Regions from separate parts of the Mus musculus genome. Here region 2 is linked to region 1. A link is a loop called in an ENCODE intact Hi-C map of the cell type or tissue named here. Cell type or tissue: left cerebral cortex. All regions are shown on one strand. Links, peaks and the distances in the headings refer to the core of each region. The heading gives the core; the rest is flanking DNA. Region 1 overlaps Zswim9 (zinc finger SWIM-type containing 9). Region 2 holds the start of Vmn1r85 (vomeronasal 1 receptor 85).

Region 1 (9,180 bases), core at 3,223-7,222:
AATTGTGAACCCTCCATTCATCTGGCCCTAGAAGAAATTCATAGACAAAAAGAAACGGATGCTGGGCCATTTTGTTTTTCCTATGAACCTGTTTTCCCCACACTCTCCCAGAAGCCACGAACTCAGCCTGGAGATCAAAATAATGCTGTTTATTTCAATCTAAAAGTACAGCTGTTCACTTAGTTCCCTTCCCTCTGAGGCAGTATGCAGGTTGTCCCACCAGAGAGCCATCTCCCCCGCACCACCCTGAGAAATGGCCAACTCCCCAGGTCATCCTATCATCTTCTGTCTTCCTCTGCTTTGTCATCTCCCTTTAAAAACTGTCTTCACCCCTTCTCACCCTCTCTCCTTCCATGCTTCACTTCCCCAGCCCTATCTCTTGTCTCCCTCCTATCCTTTCTCCAGTTTTGCTCATTCTTCCTGGCTTTTCCCATTTCAACCTTGTAGTCTCTAGGGCTCTCCATCCTTACTCTTGTCAGTCCCCATAGCTTAGCTTCTTTCCATGACCTCCTCTGTGCATCCCCCTGCTCCAGCTCTATCCCTTTCTTGGCTGACCCTGTCTCTCATAACCTCTTCGTTTCCTCATTTATTTTCCAGGGCAATGTCCTTTCGATATGTCCTGGCCATTAGCACTTCCCCAGGTGTGGCTCCAGGATCTCAGAGATAATAGCCAGCATTCCCTAGGATGTAGAGAAAGAAGGCCAGAGGAGGTCTTTAGATGACTCAGGAGGTGATTAGAAGTGCTCGGGTGACCCACCGGGCAGGGCATAAACCCTATTATCTTTGGGATCAAAGACTATGTTCTTGCCCTCCATGTGGAGGGCAGCAAGCAGGGGTACACAGGGTCAGGGCTCCTGAGATCTTCCCCAGCAATCTCTGAGCAGGTCCATGTGGAACAAGGCTGCCCCTGTGAGGAGACGTGCAGCAAAGAGGTGTCTGCAGGGCAGGCATCTGGCAGCATAGATTGAGCAGCTGCAGTGTGTCAGGGCCCCATCCAGGAAGAAGTCTGAGGTGCCATCCTTAAGGGCAAAGCCAGCTCCGGTCCAGTGGAAACCTCGGGTCCCATGTTGCCTAGCGAAGGCTAGCTCCTCTGCCACTAGATCTGCCAACTCTGGCCCACAGGCTGCTCGGAACTTGGCTAGTAGCTCACAGTCCACTCCCTCATCTCTACAGGGGAGGCAAAGTCTCTTTGGTTCCCCTGGGCCTTCTTCACTTCCTCCCTGTACTGCCTCCCCTGCAGCCAGGGACTCAACCCTGTTCACTGCCCATTCTGGATTGCCTTTCAACACAGTTTGCACAGGGGTGGTGCATGGTACACCATTCCCCATCCCTAGAAGCCTCCCCCCAGGGTCCCCAAACTCCACCTGCTGTCCTCCATTCTTGAAACTCACAGGTTGGGGTCCCCTGCCATCTCCATTTACTATGCCTGTTGCTCTTGCGTCCTCTAAATGAACAACAACAATGTCCTCCAGGCCCCGCCTCCTTTTGACTAGAAACCTCCCACTTCTCTCCTCTGCAGTCTCCGGCCCTTTCTGCCCCTCAGCTCCCCTCTGATCTCCGTTCTTGGGGACTAACTCTAAGGGCTTCTCCACATGGACCTCCCTCCACTTTCTAACGTCGATCCCCTTCTCTATTTCAAACGGAGGCTCTTTCCAGTCTTGAGGTTTTGGTGCACGTGCCCTCTCCTCCTGCAACTGTACGTCTCTCCAGGGCCTTCCTTCAAGACTCTTGGCATTCTCAGACTCAACCAGGTTGCCTCTCCGATCTATGGGCCCCAGCACCCTTACCCTATTCTCTATCTGGGTTCCCCTCCAGTCTCTGACCTCTGGCTCTCTCAAAAGCTCTTTTTCCAGCTGGGCTCCTGTCCCTTCACGACCCCTCACCTTCTGATTCTCCAACCAGACTCCTTGACCATCTCTCAAGTGCAGTCGCCTCCCTTTCTCACTCTCTCGATGAGGCCTTCCACAGTGGCTGGTCTCTGTGCCCCTCCCCTTCTCTTTCTCCATCCTTGCCCTATTCCTGGGTTCACTCTCCAACAACACTCGGTCGCCATTAACACCCTCTGAGGGCTGCCTCTCCAGTTGCATCTGCCCATTGCATGGCCACTAGGTCACGAAGGCACTGAGCTACACTATGTGAGGGGCTGAGGCGTCTTAAGAGTCGCCTGCGATGGCTGCGCACAAGAGCACAGGCATCCAGGTCACGGGTTGCTTCGTAGGCACGGAAACGTACCCACATGTCGTGGCGGGGCGCCCAGTTGTGCTCAAAATATCTGATGAAAGCAGTTGGAGCCTGGGAACGCAACTCAGCCAGCGCCTCGCTGTAAGCAGTATAGGATTTTGAATCTGCTAGGCGGCAGAGGAGTGGCCACAGGTCCGGATCCTCCTGGCTGGCACCACCCAACTCCTGTGCCTTACTGAAGAGCGTCTCTAGACCCTGAGCGCGACAGATCTGCACACGTGCACACGGCAACAGCTGGCGAACTGCACGCAGTTGTCCGGCCACCTCTGGTCCAGCTGTGAGGCAGCGCACTCGGCCTTTGACATCAGGAGCGCTTTGCAGCAGGGAAACCAGCATGAATCTCAGTAGGCTAGGCGTGCCGGGACGCGCCACGCAACAGGCAGCCTGGCGCGCACGTCCAGCGCTGTCCACACACAGTACTGCCATCAGGTCCAGGGTGCCCTGCAACCCAGGTAGCCGGTCCACCAATAGGATGCGTGGGAAGCGCCGCAGCAGCGCCCTGGTGCGCGATGTTAGAAGGAACACAGTCTCTACCATTGCTTGATCCTCCACGAACACCAGCTTCACCTGTAGACAGGGGCAATAAGTCAAGAAAAGAGGTCAGAGTACACCGTGTGTGTGTGTGTGTGTGTGTGTGTGTGTGTGTGTGTGTGTGCGCGCGCGTGCGTGTAATGCAAATCCATTCGTCCATGGGTTTGCAGATTCTTTTGGTTGGCAAGAGGCACATAAGAAAACCAAAATCAGGAGTTCGTGTAACCTCGCAGCTCTCCACAGTTTGTGATCAGGACATCCTTCCTGATCTGACCTGATAATACTGGGACATTTGCATGTGTGATACTGTTAGCCGCTGTGATACTTTTGAGTCCTATTTGCTGCTGCTGCAAGCCAGGTGTTTGTTACTCCTTCCTGCACCCAGCAGCAGTCTATGCAAGGGCCTTGGACCACAACAGGCTGTAGGAACTGCAAGAGACAAGCAGCCATCTGGAAGCCCTCTGTGCCTGCTGGAGCAGGGACTGTGAATCTTCTTAGACAAGCCTCCAGTGGGATCCCCACTGCTTTAGTTTGAGGGCCACTAGTAAGCAGCAGATTGTGGAGGCAGATCTTGATTTAAGTCTCCCTACCCGCCTCATGGCTTGATTTTACCTTTCTGCCTCAGTTTCCTCTTTAACCTCCATTCCTGCCGGTTTCCTCTTCTAGGAACTGACTGTTCATTCCTCCCAGTCCTGAGAGAGGGAACAGCAGTTAAGAACAAAGCTTTCTAGACCAGACTGCCCCACCTGAGGTCTTGCACCTACTTCTTTCTGGCTAAGTGGCTTTTGGCTGCTTGCCTCATCTCCATTTCATCTTTAAAATGGCAACAGCAAGTCCCGGTACTAGAGAGATGAAATGTATTAATGAGTCTTGTACATTGCCTGGTATAAGCAACATCCTCATTATTAAGAAGTGGTCAATATGTACTTTCAGAAGAGTCCAGGTTCATAGTGACCATATTCATTATTTGTTCAAAGACTCCCCTCTGCCCCAAGATAGGGTTTTCTGTCACCTACACTGGTCTCAAACATGTAGCTAAGGATAACCTTGAACTTCTGGTCCTTTTTTTGTCTGCCTTCTAAGATGTGGGATTACAGGCACATACCACTACACTTGGCTTATATGAGGTTCTGGGCATGGAACCAGGGGAGCCAATTGAGCAAGCACTCTACCAACTGAGCTACACCACCAGCCCCAGATCTCTTTAAGTACTGGGCTAGTGGCTAGAGATCCACGAGCCAGTTTCTGTAAGAAATAACTTACAGTGGTGGAAACAGAATTTGAATCCAACTTAACCAGAGACCTCTTTACAGCATTCTGCCATAATCCAACCTCATCCTGCAAGACTTAAGAACAAAACCAAAACACTGAATAATGTCCAGCTTTCACAAAATCTACTAAATAATCTATGAACAAACTGAGTAGATGGCTCAATGGGCAGAGTGAGCATAGGACCTGATTCAAATCCACAGCACCCACATAAAAAACTGGGCACAGCTGTATGATTGTAACTCCAGCAATGGGAAACAAAGACAGGCAGATTCTGAGAGTTTAGAGGCGGCCAGCCTAGATGAAAACAGCATTTTTTACTTCAGTATGAGATTGAGGCAATAACACAGTGATATGAGGAAGACAGGTAGTATTCTCCTCTGACTTCTGCATGGAAACATGCATTGCTTTGCTCAGGTACATGCAATACATGCACACACGCACTCAGGTGACCAAAATACATAGATATTTGCTAAAATAATAGGTTTGGAAGAGTCCGAAGAGAAGAAAGGCATTGCTTACCTAACCCTAAAATCACACACTTAGCACTCCAAAGGGTACTGAGATTCAATGTTTTAAGAAAACAGAAAAAGTCACACACACACTGAGTTTATCACTGACCCAAGTTATAGTTCTACAACATTTTCAGATATTACTTACTTTTAAATTATTTTATGTGTTTTTTTTTTGACCGCATATTCTATATATCATGTGTGTGGCTGGGGCCCTTGGAGGCCAGAAGAGGATGCTGGAGCCTCTGGAATTGGAATTACAGTTGTGAGCCTCCAGGTGGATGCTGGAAATGAAACTGGATCCTCTGGAAGGGCAGTTAGTGCTTTATTATAATTTTTTATTTACTTACTTTATGTATATGAGTACACTGTAGCTGTCTTCAGACACACCAGAAGAGGGCACCGGATCCCATTACAGATGGTTATGAGCCACCATGTGGTTGCTGGGAATTGAACTCAGGACCATGTTTTGTAGAACCAAGGATATATTTGGTAAGCACAGTATGGTGTGGTGGGAGGAAGTACCGCAGCGAGCCCATGCTGAGCACCCAGTGCTTTTAACCTCTGACTCATCCCTCTAGTCTCCAGCATTTACACTGTCATTTGAATTTACTTAAAAGATGTTCAGCCCACACCCGCGGTATCCAGTAGGGTAGCCACATGGAGGTGTTTATTCAATTTAAGCTGTGTCATATTGTTGTAATAAACTGTTAACTGTGAGTATAACATGCTTCTGTGTTCTGTGATTCCTAGTGAATCACTGAACCCCAGAGTGGCACAACGGTCTCCAATGGCAACAAGGGAGGGACTTGCCCAAGTCTTTGGGCTAGGAAGTCTAGGAGAAAGGTTTAGGCCTATAGGAGTGGTGGGGTAGGAGAAGGCAGAGTTGTGTGGGTGACACTTAATGGGTGTGCTAACATTTGATGAAGGTGGAGCTCTTATGTAAATCAGTTTAGTCTTCTTCCAAATAGTTTCGGAACAAGCATGATATACAGAGCACTGCTCTAGGAATGGAAAAGTATAAATCAGGTGCACTGTGGTGTGTGTATGTGGAACAGGCAGAAAATTAGAGAGAAATAGATCTTAAGGTGATGATTCTGGGTGAATGAAGCCCTGAGAACATTAGTCATGCATGAAGTGCTTCTCTACCAGACGCTCCTCCAAACCCTTTAATAACCTCACAAAGCATGCACTGTAATTACCCCCCCACCCCTTACACAGGGGGAAACAAACACAGAGAAGCCAGTTGCTTGCTCATTTGAGGTCATCCAGAGAGAACTGGCAGAGTAAGGCTCTGAGTCCATGTAGCTTGGGCATAAGGCCAGATTCTTAGGCTCTGTGCACAATGGTGCATCTGCAGAGATGGAAACGTTTAAGGAACATTGTTTCAGGCATGTGCAGGTAGTGGGTAGAGACCAACCACAGCACTTTCCACTCCCACTCCCACCTCCCTATAGGCAACTATGCCCTTTCCTTTCCATATCAGAGTGATAGTACTCTCCACTTTGTCCTGAAGGAGGAAAAATGAGGGAGTGACAACAATAGCCAAATAACTAAAATATACAGGGTTACTTTCTGGATTCTTTCTCTTTCTGTCCCTGTCTCACTGTTGTGCCACTCTGTCATCTATGCATGACAAGATAGATGCTCTCTTGAGATTTTAGCAGAGGTTCTCTCCGCCTCTTTGTCTCTCTGTCTGAAACCTGTACAAGACTGGGGCTATTTAAGTTCCGCTATAATGGTGAGGAGTGGCTCATGAGGACCAGACCCTCCCCAAGGATGTGTAGGCTGTTACTGGTTGCTAGGAAAAGGACATTTCCTCAGCAGTGTATTTGCTTGTAAACCGCCCATGCTTCTGTAACCCTAAATAAAACCATCAGTTTCCCGAGGTAGACCTAAGTGGAACTGCGTGTTGGGTATGTTGCTGTTGCTCCATCTGGAGTGAAGAGAAATTTGTTCATCTGAGGAAAAGTTCATGGTTCCCTGACACACATACTTAATCCACACCTGATAATCCTAAAAAGTATTGTCTGTTATTATCACCCCCATTTACAGATGAACAAACTGAGGCTCCAAGAACCTAAGTTACCTGTTTATAATGTGTTCACTGTCCTATAGCCAATAAACAGCACAGCCACAATGTATAGGAAGCATTGAGAACATACCAAGAGTAATCAAGTTGCCAGCTTTGACTATACCCACCCCACTCCAGGATGGCTGAAGTGGTATAAACACTGGCAAAACTTAAGAAAGGTCTTGATGACATGGCCCGATTTTGTCCTTTGTCAAATGTACTGGTTATTTTACTATTCATTGTGACCAAATACTTGCTAAGAAACAACTGAAGTGAGGAGAGTTTATTTTGGCTTACAGTTCGAGTCAACAGTCCTTCATGGCAGGGGTAGGAGATATGGAGGAGCGTGAAGTGGCTGGTAACCTGTGACTGCAGCTAGGAAGCAGAGCTCTGACAGGAAAGCTATAAAGACTCTAGACACCACCTCAGTGATCTACTTCCTCTAGCAATGCTTCATCTTGTGAAGGCTCTACAACCGTCCAAAATTGTGTCACAAACTAGAGGCCACATGTTCAAGCACATGAGCCTATAAGGAACATTTCACACTCAAAACATGACAAGTGACTGTGGGTTTCTCCATCCTGGGCACTTAGTACTTTGTACTTCATGTGCTTTGCAAGTGCGTAGTATCATTACTTGTTTTGGTCAATGACATATAAAAAAAGGGCCAGGTTCTGAGCTGTCCAAAAACAATCTCTGCTATGCTTTTCAGTCCCCGCAGTGTCCTACAGTGGCGTATAGTGTTACAGGCTCATGCACATGTGGGGCTCCTTGGAACCTTATGGGAGGTCTTTAGTTCATTAGGGTATGCATCTGAAAGACTGTGACTCAACACCAGTCCTTGAAGCTTTTCTGCTTCCTGCCTTGCCAGGGCCTTGAGCAGCTTGCTCTGCCATGTGCTCCCTACATAATGTACCACCATGCCAGAGACCCAAGTCAATGAGGCTGCCGATTCTTGAGCGGAACCTTTAGAACTATGAAATAAATGAACTTATTTACTTTGTAAAGTTTATGGCCTTGGGCATATCAATATACTGATGTAAAGCTAACATACCCTTCCTTGAAAAACTGCTGCAAAGTGAAAGGAATATATAAATGCTGTCTATCTAGTTTGGGGATGACAGTAAAGAATTCCCTTTCAGATTACTGATGTGCTTTATAACATAGAAGTCTTTCAAAAGAACTTAGAAGTGAAAGAGCCTGGGTGAGACTACACAAAGTGATGGACTGAGCATCCCTCTTTCTTTTCAACCTCTAAAGATGGGGGAGAGAGAAAGATGACAGGTGCAACACTTACCTTGTAAGCTGGAAAGCAGGTGAGGAAACTGATGGTTATCCTACCCACAAAAACTGTGAAACCTAAGTGGGCAGATGGAAAGTACTGGTAACGAATACAGAAACCCATTAGGATCAGGCAATACAGGGTTTGCTCATAAGACTAGGTTAGGGCTGTAGGAAACCCTGAGATTCTCCTCTCCCTCTAGGCTGTCACTCTTCCAAGTGGCTGGAGGTTTATTCTGTAAACAGGGTAAATGGAAAAAGTTGCTGGTCTTGTGGACAGCGGGCCCACCTGAGAATGAAGGAGGGAGATTCCAAGCTCCATGCAGGGTCGACATGCATCATGCTGACTGCCAGATCCAGTCCCTTCCCCATATAGCAGCTAGACTATGGCAGCCTGGCCTTCACCCCCAATCAGCAAGTGAGAAGACTTTTCTCAGGGGACCTGACCAAGTCCCAGAGAAAGAAGGAAAGATGTTGACATTTGGCATTCGTCAGCATGCAAGGTAAGACAAACTATTTGTGTGCTAGTCATGGTAGCACACTACTCCCAGCATTCAGGAGGCAGAAACTAAATGACTAGGAGTTCAAGGTCATCCTTAGGTACACAGCCAGTTCCAGGTCAGCCTGGGCTTCCATGGGCCCTTACCTCAACCAACCAATGAACCAATCAACCAACCAAACTGAAGATGCAAAATAGACAACATTGTCTATTGTTGAGTGGTGTGTGTGTGTGTGTGCACTTGAGCATATATGAAGTCATGCATGTGTGTGCAAGCTGGGGCAGGTTATAGTTAATGGAGTTTTAATCAACCTCAAAGAACAATAATATTGGGTCATTTGTCATTTACAGGGACATAGATGGGCCTGGAGATCATATTAAGCAAGTCAGACTGAAATAGGAAAATACTGTATTTTTCTCTCATTTGTACAGCCAAAACATATACATAATGAAAATCAAGGAGGGTTATTAGGAAAGAGGATGTGGAGTATAGCAGGGGAATGAGGGAAGAGGATGATGTGAGGTTGGGGACTAAGGTCCACCAAGTACATAGTACACTTGAATGGAAATCTCGTGAACTTATAGCATTGTGTACTAGATATATAAAAAAATATGTATTTTAAATATAGAAATGTAAACTTACCTGCACATGTACAGCTCTATGCTACCTGATGCAAAAGTCATACTAATGAAGAGGTCTGTTTAAATTCAATTACTTAAAAACTCCAGTTTTGGGCTGGGGGAATGGCACAGTTGGTAAAGTACCTGCCACT
Region 2 (9,180 bases), core at 2,603-6,602, 180 kb before region 1:
CACACAAAAGAGAAAGAACGACCCCACAGACTAACTAGAAGTTTACTTAGAAAAGATTATCAGTGTTTCTTGAAGAGAAATTATTTTATCTGTAAGTATATTTTAAAAATTTCAAAATAGCAAAAACTCTTAGAAGTTAAACATTAAAAAATGCTAATTTCAAGCACAGTGCGAAAAAATATCAATATTATTTCCATGATGTTTGTAGAACATGATTTCAATATTTTCAACTGTTAATATTCAATAAACAGAAAAGTTATTTTAAGATATATTCCATTATGTCTCCCTTTGCATTTCTGAGTTTATTAATTTGGATACTGTCTTTGTGCCCTCTGGTTAGTCTGGCTAAGGATTTATCTATTTTTTTGATTTTTCTCAAAGAACCAGCTTCTAGTTTGGTTGATTCTTTGTATAGTTCCTTTTGCTTCTATTTGGTTGATTCTTTGTATAGTTCCTTTTGCTTCTATTTGGTTGATTTCAGCCCTGAGTTTGATTATTTCCTGCCATCTACTCCTTTTGGGTGTATTTGCTTCTTTTTGTTCTAGGGCTTTCAGGTGTGTTGTCAGGCTGCTATTGTAAGCTCTCTTCAGTTTATTTTTGGAGGTACTTAGAGCTATGAGTTTTCTTCTTAGGACTGCTTTCATCGCGTCCCAAACGTTTGTTTCTGTTGCGGCTTCATTTTCATTAAATTCTATAAAGTCTTTAATTTTTTTTCTTTATTTCTTCCTTGACCAAGTTATCATTGAGTAGAGCATTGTTCAGCTTCCATGTGTATGTGTGCTTTCTGTTGCTTTTGTTGGTATTTAAGACCAGACTTAGTCCTTGGTGATCTGATAGGGTGCATGGGATTATCTCAGTCTTCTTGTATCCGTTGAGGCCTGTTTTGTGATGAATATGTTTGTGATGATATGATCAGTTTTGGAGAAAGTATTATGAGTTGCTGAGAAGCAGCTTTATTCTTTTGCTTTAGGATGAAATGTTCTATAAGTATCTGTTAGATCCATTTGGTTCATACTTCTGTTAGTTTCACTATGTCTATGTTTAGTTTCTGTTTCCATGATCTGTCCATTGCTGAGAGTGGGATGTTGAAGTCTCCCATTATCATTGTTTGGGGTGCGATGTATGCTTTGAGCTTTAGTAAAGTTTCTTTTGTGAATGTGGCTGCCCTTGCATTTAGAGTGTAGATATTAAGAATTGAGAGTTCACCTTGGTAGATTTTTTTCCCATTGATGAGTATGAAGATGTCATTCCTTATCTTTTTTGATAACTTTTGCTTGAAAGTTGATTTAATTCAATATTATAATTCCTACCCCAGCTTGTTTCTTGGGACCATTTGCTTTACTCTGAGGCAGTGTTTGTCTTTGTCACTGAGGTGAATTTCCTCAATGCTGCAAAATGCTGAGGAATTATGTTTGTATAGCTTTCTTCTTTTGGGTTTGTTGAAAGATTACTTCATGCTTTTTTTCTAGGGTATAGTTTCCCTCCTAGGGTGTGTTGTTGTTTTCCATCTATTATCCTTTTTAGGGCTGAATTTATGGAAAGATATTGTGTAAATTTGGTTTTGTTGTAGGGTATCTTTTTTCTCCATCTATGGTAATTGAGTGTTTGCCTGGGTATAGTAGCCTGGGCTGGCATTTGTGTTCTCTTAGTGTCTGTATAACCTCTGTTCAGGATCTTCTGGCTTTCATAGTCTCTGGTGAGAAGTCTGGTGTAATTCTGATAGGTCTGCCTTTATATGTTACTTGACCTTTTTCCCTTACTGATTTTAATATTCTTTGTTTAGCGCATTTGGTGTTTTGATTATTATGTGATGGGAGGCTTCTTGTATGTTCATGTGCATCTCTTTCTTTAGGTTAGGGAAGTTTTCTTCTATAATGTTGTTGAAGATATTTACTGGCCCTTTAAGTTGAGAATCGTCACTCTCATCTATACCTATAGTCCTTAGGTTTTTTTTCCTTCTCATTGTATCTTGGATTTCCTGGATGATTTGGATTAGGAGCTTTTTGCATTTTGCATTTTCTTTGACTGTTGCGTTAATGTTTTCTATGGTATCTTCTGCACCCAATATTCTCTCTTCTATCTCTTGAATTATGTTTGTGATGCTTGCATCTCTGACTCCTGATCTCTTTCCTAGGTTTTCTACCTCCAGTGTTGTCTCCCTTTGTGATTTCTTTATTGTTTCTATTTTAATTTTTAGATCTTGGATGCTTTTGTTCATTTTTTTTTGCCTGTTTGATTGTGTTTTCCTGTAATTCTTTAAGGGATTTTTTGTTTTCTGTTTAAGGGCTTCTACTTGTTTACCTGTATTCTCCTGTATTTCTTTAAGGGAGTTATTTATGTCCTTCTTAAAGTCCTCTATTATCATCATTAGATGTGATTTTAGATCCGAATCTTGCTTTTCCCTTGTGATGGTATATTCAGGACTTGCTATGGTGGGAGAATTGGGTTCTAATGATGCCAGGTAACCTTGGTTTCTGTTGCTTATGTTCTTATGCTTGCCTCTCTCCATCTGGTTATCTCTAGTGCTACCTGCCCTTGGTATATCTGACTGGAGTCTGTCCTTCCTGTGATCCTGATTGTGTCAGAACTCCTCAGAATCCAGCTATCTCTGTGATCCTGAGATCCTGGTTGTGTCAGATCTCCTGGGTGTCATGCTGCCTCTGGGACCCTGAGACCCTGGTGTGGCCAAGCTCCTGTGATGCTGGGTGAGTTAGAGCCCTGAGAGTGGAGCTTCCTCTGGGTGTTGTGGGACTGGCTGTGGAGTTAGTGTCCAAAGTCTGTTCAGGGCACAGGCCCAGATTGGGAGGAACTTGTGCCACTGGTCGGGCAGAGTTCCTGGGTGCCTGGATCCCACTGGTCTCAATTACTCCCCTGTCTTGGGGCAGATGTTGTGTCCTCCTCACCCCTAATCCTATGATCCTCTATAATATATTTTTTAAAATTCAAACATTAGCATATGTGGATGTTCTGCTTGCACATATGTCTGCATGCCATTGTGTGACTGTTCCTCCTGGAAGTCAGAAAAGGATGTGGAATACTCTGGAACTAGAGTTACAGATTGTTGAAGCCACCATGTGGGTGTTGGGAACCTGACGTGGGTCATCTGGTAGAGCCAATGAGTGTTCTTAATTTCTGGGCTATTTCACAAGTTCCACCTTACCCTTTTTACAGCGTGGGTATAACTCACAAATAATAGCTTCTTTTCATTTAAGATTAGCAATGTTTAATTTGAAGAAATTTATTTGTTGAATGTTATAACATGTTCTTTAAAAGAGGACAGTTTGCGTTGGGCATGGGGCACACACCTTCCCCCCATCACTTGTGAGGCAGAGGCAGGTGCATTTTGTGATTTCCAGGCTAGTCTATATAGTGAGTTCTAGGACAGCCATGGCTATATAGTAAGACCCTTTCTCAAAACCAAAATAATAAAGAAATGAAAATAACCATTTGAATGAAATTTATCCAAGTCATAAATAATATTTTGAGTCTTCTAATTACAAATTTAAAGAAGAAAAACATTATAGAATAGAATAAAAATGTTATAAAATAATCTGGTGTGGGGCATGCCTTCCTTTCCAGCCCTCAGGGATGCAGAGACAGTCATATCTGTTGAGTTCAAGGCTAGCCTGATCTACATAGTGAGTTCCAAGAAAAGCCAGGGCTACCTACAGAGACCTTGCCTCAAAAATCGAAACAAAACAATACAAAACAAAACAAATTACAAGTAACTTAAAGATTTTTCTAAGTGTCAAAATATCCTCAAGATCAAAGTGTCAAAATAAAGAAAAATCTTTGGAATATTTATTGTCTATCAATTTTCTATCTATCTAACTATCTATCTATTTATCTTTGTATGTGCATGTATGTGTGTATGGCCAGGTGTACAGAATGTGTCTCTGTGTGTTTATGATGACACTTATGTGGAGGTTAACAAGGCCAGTTTTTATTTTACAAGCTCCAAAGTATTATAATTTCAATAGACAGTAATTGTGAAAATTGTTGAAATGATGTGGATGTACTTTTTATTGATCCAAAACATTAAAAATCTAAAACTTGAAAATGTACAACTTGTGAGAATTCTAATTAGGACTCTAGCAAGGATTCAAGAGCCACACAACTTTCAACATATCACACAAATCACAGGAGAGACTGGTTTGTTGATGAGAACATCTGGATTTCATATCAGTCACCAATGGCTCTTTGAATATAGGAAGGGAAGAAATACATTTTATTACTGTTCATTAGTAAAAATGGGCAGAGAGTAGGGTAAAATGATGCCACAATTGTGATAATTGCCCCCAGATTTCCTGTTCTTCCACGTGTATAAAACCTATCATAAAGGGTGATTAAGTTGTTCAACAAATAAAAGAACACAAAGCAGTTTACAAGCAACAGGATTGTGTGAGTGGCTTTGTGTTCTGGAGACTTCTGAGAGGAGAGTCTTGGGTTGCGGAGATGCTGGGCTCTCTTGTGATGCCTGTAGAGGAGGGTCACCATGGAGAGGCTGGTCCACATCATGATGACCAGAAGGACAAGGTCTCTTGTTATGATAACGCCGAGGAAAAATCCTGGATTGGGGTACTCAACTGGACTACTTTCACAGTAAACATGAGAATATCCATAATTAACACCAGTGTAATTAGTTTTTGCTATTACATTCTCAATCAGGTGCACATATATGACCATGTTGATGAACCAGGAAAACAGGAAGGTGCAAAAAGTCCACTTAGAGAGTTTAGGCTTAAGCCACGCCCACTTAGAATTACTGGGAGTGATGGTGATGGCCTGGAATGTGCTTAGAATAGAAGTGCTAGAGATGGACATAGCCCGGGAGACTCTATAGATATACACAAAGGCCTTACAGCCAGCATCATGCAGAAAACTAGGCACTCCAAAGGATGATGTGATATATGGTATCATAGCAAATATGATTGTCAACATATTGACTATCATCAGGTGCATGAAAATGGGATCGATCTGTCTGTTAAAGCGAGCTTTGACCCAGAAGTTGAATATATACAGCATGAGGAGCAATGAGTTCCCTAAGACTCCCACACAAAACTCAGATATGACGAAAACCCCCAAGATAGTGTTGCTTGGAAACAACATCTCAGTCAGACCTTCAGTAAAAATGGATCAGATTGAAGTATAAAGCTAATTACATACTCATATTTGTTGGGAAATATACTGACTGACACTTCAGGAGGAGAGAAGGTTAGAGAAATGTCCAACAACTTGGTATTTCAGGTTCAGATGTGGTACCTCTGGGTACTCCATTCTAGGAAATCTTGAGAGCCTCAGATGATAGAAAGTATTGAAGCAGGTAGACTCAAAGAAAAAACAATCTGCTGAGTGCTGTTACATCAAGAAGCAGAATTTATTAATGACCCAAAGACAAAATTGCAGGTTATAAAGAGCTTTTCTTCAGCAGATTACACTGTATGATTTTTAAAAAAAGAATTGTTGTTTTCATTTATGTATATGTGTACACTGTAGCTGACTTCAGACATACCAGACAAGGGTATCAAATCCCACTGTAGATGGATTTTAGCCTCCAAGTGGTTGCTGGAAATTGAACTCAGGGCCTCTGGAAGAACAGCCAGTGCTCTTAACTACTGCGACATCTCTCCAGTCCATACTGTATATTTTCAAAACTCTATTTGAAAGTTGTAATCTTTACCAAGTAGACAGTAACATATATATCTGAACACTTTTGTAGGTTCAGTTGTTCTCTTAAACTCTTCCAAGGTATTTATCTTTAAATTTATAACAGAGATGAGAGATGGCTCAGTGGTTAAGAGCATCAGCTTCTCTTCCAGATAACCCAGAACAGAGTCCAGCACTCACTTGGAGGCTTACAACTGTAAGTTCATTTCCAGGGAATCTGTTACCTTCTTCCAGACATGCACACACTTCACAAATATACATGGAAGTAAAACACTGTGCATGTTAAAGAAAAGAATAAATTGGATATCAATTCTCAATGAAAGACTTCTCACTTAGGATTTGTTTCTGAGTCCAACCATTGGGTTATTTTGGGGACTCAATCCCTCTGTAGAGCTTCTGTTATTCAAAATATGAAGAGTTGGTTGTTACAACACCCAGCCCATCGTTGAGCACATTCTTAGAGAAATATATTTTTCTGTCACTCTTTTAATTATTTGTAGGAAAATGAACTGAAAAACAGACCATTGTGTTATGTGAAATAAGGCAATCTCACACAGATAAACATGACACATATTCTCATATATCGAATCTGGTGGGGAAATTCACAAACCCAGTGGGGAGACTCTGAGCCATGTTTGAGAAACGGATGTGGCAGAGTGATACAGTAGGGAATTATGGGCAAACGTCATGAAAGCCATGCTTGTGTATGTAACTAAATTCATAATACAATATACAGATAGGATGTGCATCTGCCAATAAGACCTCATAAAGCTTCAATGAATCAATACAATCATCACTACCACCAAATCCCAAATTGGACTAAAGACACTAAATATATAATGTTTTCTATTATATTTCAAGTATGTCATAAATCATCACCAAAGCATTACATTCCAGTAACCTGTTAGTATGTCCATAATTTAATAACACCACAAATATATGTTAGGTAATTGTTGGGCAAAGTGTAAATGCAAATGAGCACATAGCTCCAGTGTTCAAGGGAACATTAGAAATGTACTCTTTACTACACTGCATATGCTGTATAAGATTTAACTGTAATGAAAGTGCAGGTAGTTTAGGTAGAAACAGAAGGACAAAGGGTGTAGGGAGATGTCTTTAACAGATGCAAATAAATCAATAAACAAATAAGTAAATATATAAGCAAATAAAAGTAGGAAAATAGTGAGAATATTATAAGCTAAAGACAAGATTTGGTACAAAAAAAGGAGAAAGATACAATTTAGTTATCTGGAAAGAAAAATAGGAGAAAAGAAATCTGAAGGAAAACAGTGCAAGTCTAAGACAGGATAGACCGGGGAAGAGGATCAGTGTGAAGCTCATCATACCTTCCTCTGCCTCTGAGCGCTGAGCACTGGGAGCCCTTCAGGGCTGTGTGAATCCCACGGATAGGATGTGTCTTGGAAAGGCTGCCTAGCAGGTGGCATGGCTAAATCAAGGACAGGATGACAGGACTCTTCCTCCCAGTGGACATGGACCAGCTTGGCACCCAAGGCATCAATGAGCTTGTTACTGCGCATTACTTAGATATGCTCAGGGGAAAACATTGCTCACCCAGATAACTTTAGCATTCTAAGAGTGCAAAATCTACTTCTGAATATTTGCATTTCCCCAAGATGATACATATCAGAAAGTAAACTTGAGGAGTGAAGAAGTCATTAAAAGTTTGAAAACAGTGGTGGGAATTATCACAGCTGTTAGCATAAAAGCTGAACTCCAAGCAGAGCCTCAAAAAACACTCAAACAGTTCCACTGGAGACCACTGTGCCTTGCGTTCTTACACTGTGTTTTAAGGTTCCATGGAGAATACAAAGGTACACTTGGAGTTTTATTTTGACCACACAGTGCATGGATTAGTCATCGTTGTATTATATCCTTGCCTACCAATAAAGTTTGACTCTAAGAGTGCTCAGTTTTGCAAAACACACACTAGTCAATCTGCCTTCCAAATATTTATGCTTATACCCACAGACAAGTCTCAGTTCTGCCCAGATCACAAAAACTTCTCATCAGAGGTCAATATTTAACACAGAGAGATTCACAAGTATTCAAAGTGCTTGGAATAACTGTCCATTAATTCTGGATACCTAAACATGACATCTACTATATCGTCTTCAAGACCCAGGGACACTGGGAGAAGAGAGCAAAAATTCTAAGGTCCAAAGGAACAATGTTATGAAATGCTGTCTCCTGGATATGACAACCACGATCATCCCATAGTGGTGATCAACAACTCAAGACCTGAATACAAAAAAACACAGAAAAAAGGAGGGGTGACTGTGTGTAGAGGGTCCCTTTATTCCCAGTACTTCGGAGGTAGGGGCAGGGGCAGGGGCAGAGGCTGAGAGCTCTTTAAGTTCAAAGCCAGCCTGCTCTAAATAGCAAGTCGAAGTCCAGCTAATGCTGTGATGAGACTGTTTTCTTTCTTTCTTTCTTTCTTTCTTTCTTTCTTTCTTTCTTTCTCTCTCTCTCTCTCTCTCTCTCTCTCTCTCTCTCTCTCTCTCTCTCTTTCTTTCTTTCTTTTTAAAGGAATGGAAATAGGGGTCAATGGGAATGAGAAGGGGATTATAGAAGGCAGTAGGAAGTATACAAACACAATGATGATATACATGATGGAAAGACAGAAAGTTTACACAATTACAAAAGGTCGGAGGTGGCGCACATCTTTAATTACCTCAGTCTGAAGGCAGAGGCGGGTAGGTCTCTGAAGCCAGCATGGTCCACAGAGTCAAATCCAGGATTGCCAGGGGTACACAGAGAAACCCTGTCTTGAACAGACAAAATGAACAAACAACAACAACAACAACACCCCGTGGGGCATTGGGCTATACACAGGCAGTCTGGTCTCCAGTCAAGCTGAGATGTTGAATCCCAGGACCCAGTGGTGATAATTCACCTACATGGGATGGAAGGAGTTCCCTCATGCTCCTGGAACTCTGGCTCCTGTCTAAGTTACTGCCCCCTCAGCCCCCACTAGAGAAGCATGGTTAGTAGTCACGTAGGCAATGTCCCAAGCTTCTGAGCATCAGGATACACTCATCCCCAGTTACCTAGCAACAGTAAAGACCATAAGAGGGGCTGCTTGGCCCCACCTCACTCTCTTGCTCTCTCTCCTCTCACTCCTCTCCTCTCTCTACCTCTTACTCTCTAGCCTTTCTTCTCTATCTCCTTTCCCCCCTCCTCTCTTCTTGGCCATGGATGATCTCTCTCTCTCTCTTTCTACCTTCTCTCTTTCCCCTGCCTTTCTATAATAAAGCTCTAAAACCATAGACTGTCTTTGCTCATCAAAACCCGCTGTGCACAGACTCTCACCTGTGTGGGAACCTGTCCCCCTAAGCCCCATCTCCCATAACCCTGAGGCGACAGGGTGTTTCCTGCCCCCCCCCCCAAGGTCAGGGGCTGCCTCTTGTCCACCCCCCATTGAGTGGAATCAGTGACTTAGATGCTTACCCGGGGCTGAGTGGAAAGCATCTGGCAGCCCTCACATGTCCACCT

Evidence for each region. A loop is a pair of places that touch in the nucleus more often than their neighbours do. Peaks named below come from ENCODE experiments on the same cell type or tissue, not always from the same donor. Only the 100,000 strongest peaks of a DNase experiment are listed, where the experiment ranks them.
Region 2: it touches region 1 in a loop (2.8-fold over the local background); 4 of 42 quality-filtered maps call a loop at or near these places.

The regions. Positions count from the first base shown.
Region 1 is chr7:13,258,833-13,268,012 of GRCm38, forward strand. Zswim9 (zinc finger SWIM-type containing 9) reads right to left here. Exons shown (of 5, transcript NM_177312.4): 4 at 2,068-2,808; 5 at 135-2,066. The coding sequence ends at 846. Among named protein-coding and RNA genes, the nearest start is that of Zswim9, 15 kb to the right of the region's middle. In left cerebral cortex, for the core only: a CTCF peak has its summit at 4,966 (motif pointing right); DNase peaks (open chromatin) are centred at 5,203, 5,874 and 6,329.
Region 2 is chr7:13,080,107-13,089,286 of GRCm38, forward strand. It overlaps Vmn1r85 (vomeronasal 1 receptor 85), which reads right to left and starts at 5,109. Exons shown (of 1, transcript NM_145847.1): 1 at 4,183-5,109. The coding sequence starts at 5,109. The coding sequence ends at 4,183. In left cerebral cortex, for the core only: no CTCF peak of the experiment used is centred there; no DNase peak of the experiment used is centred there.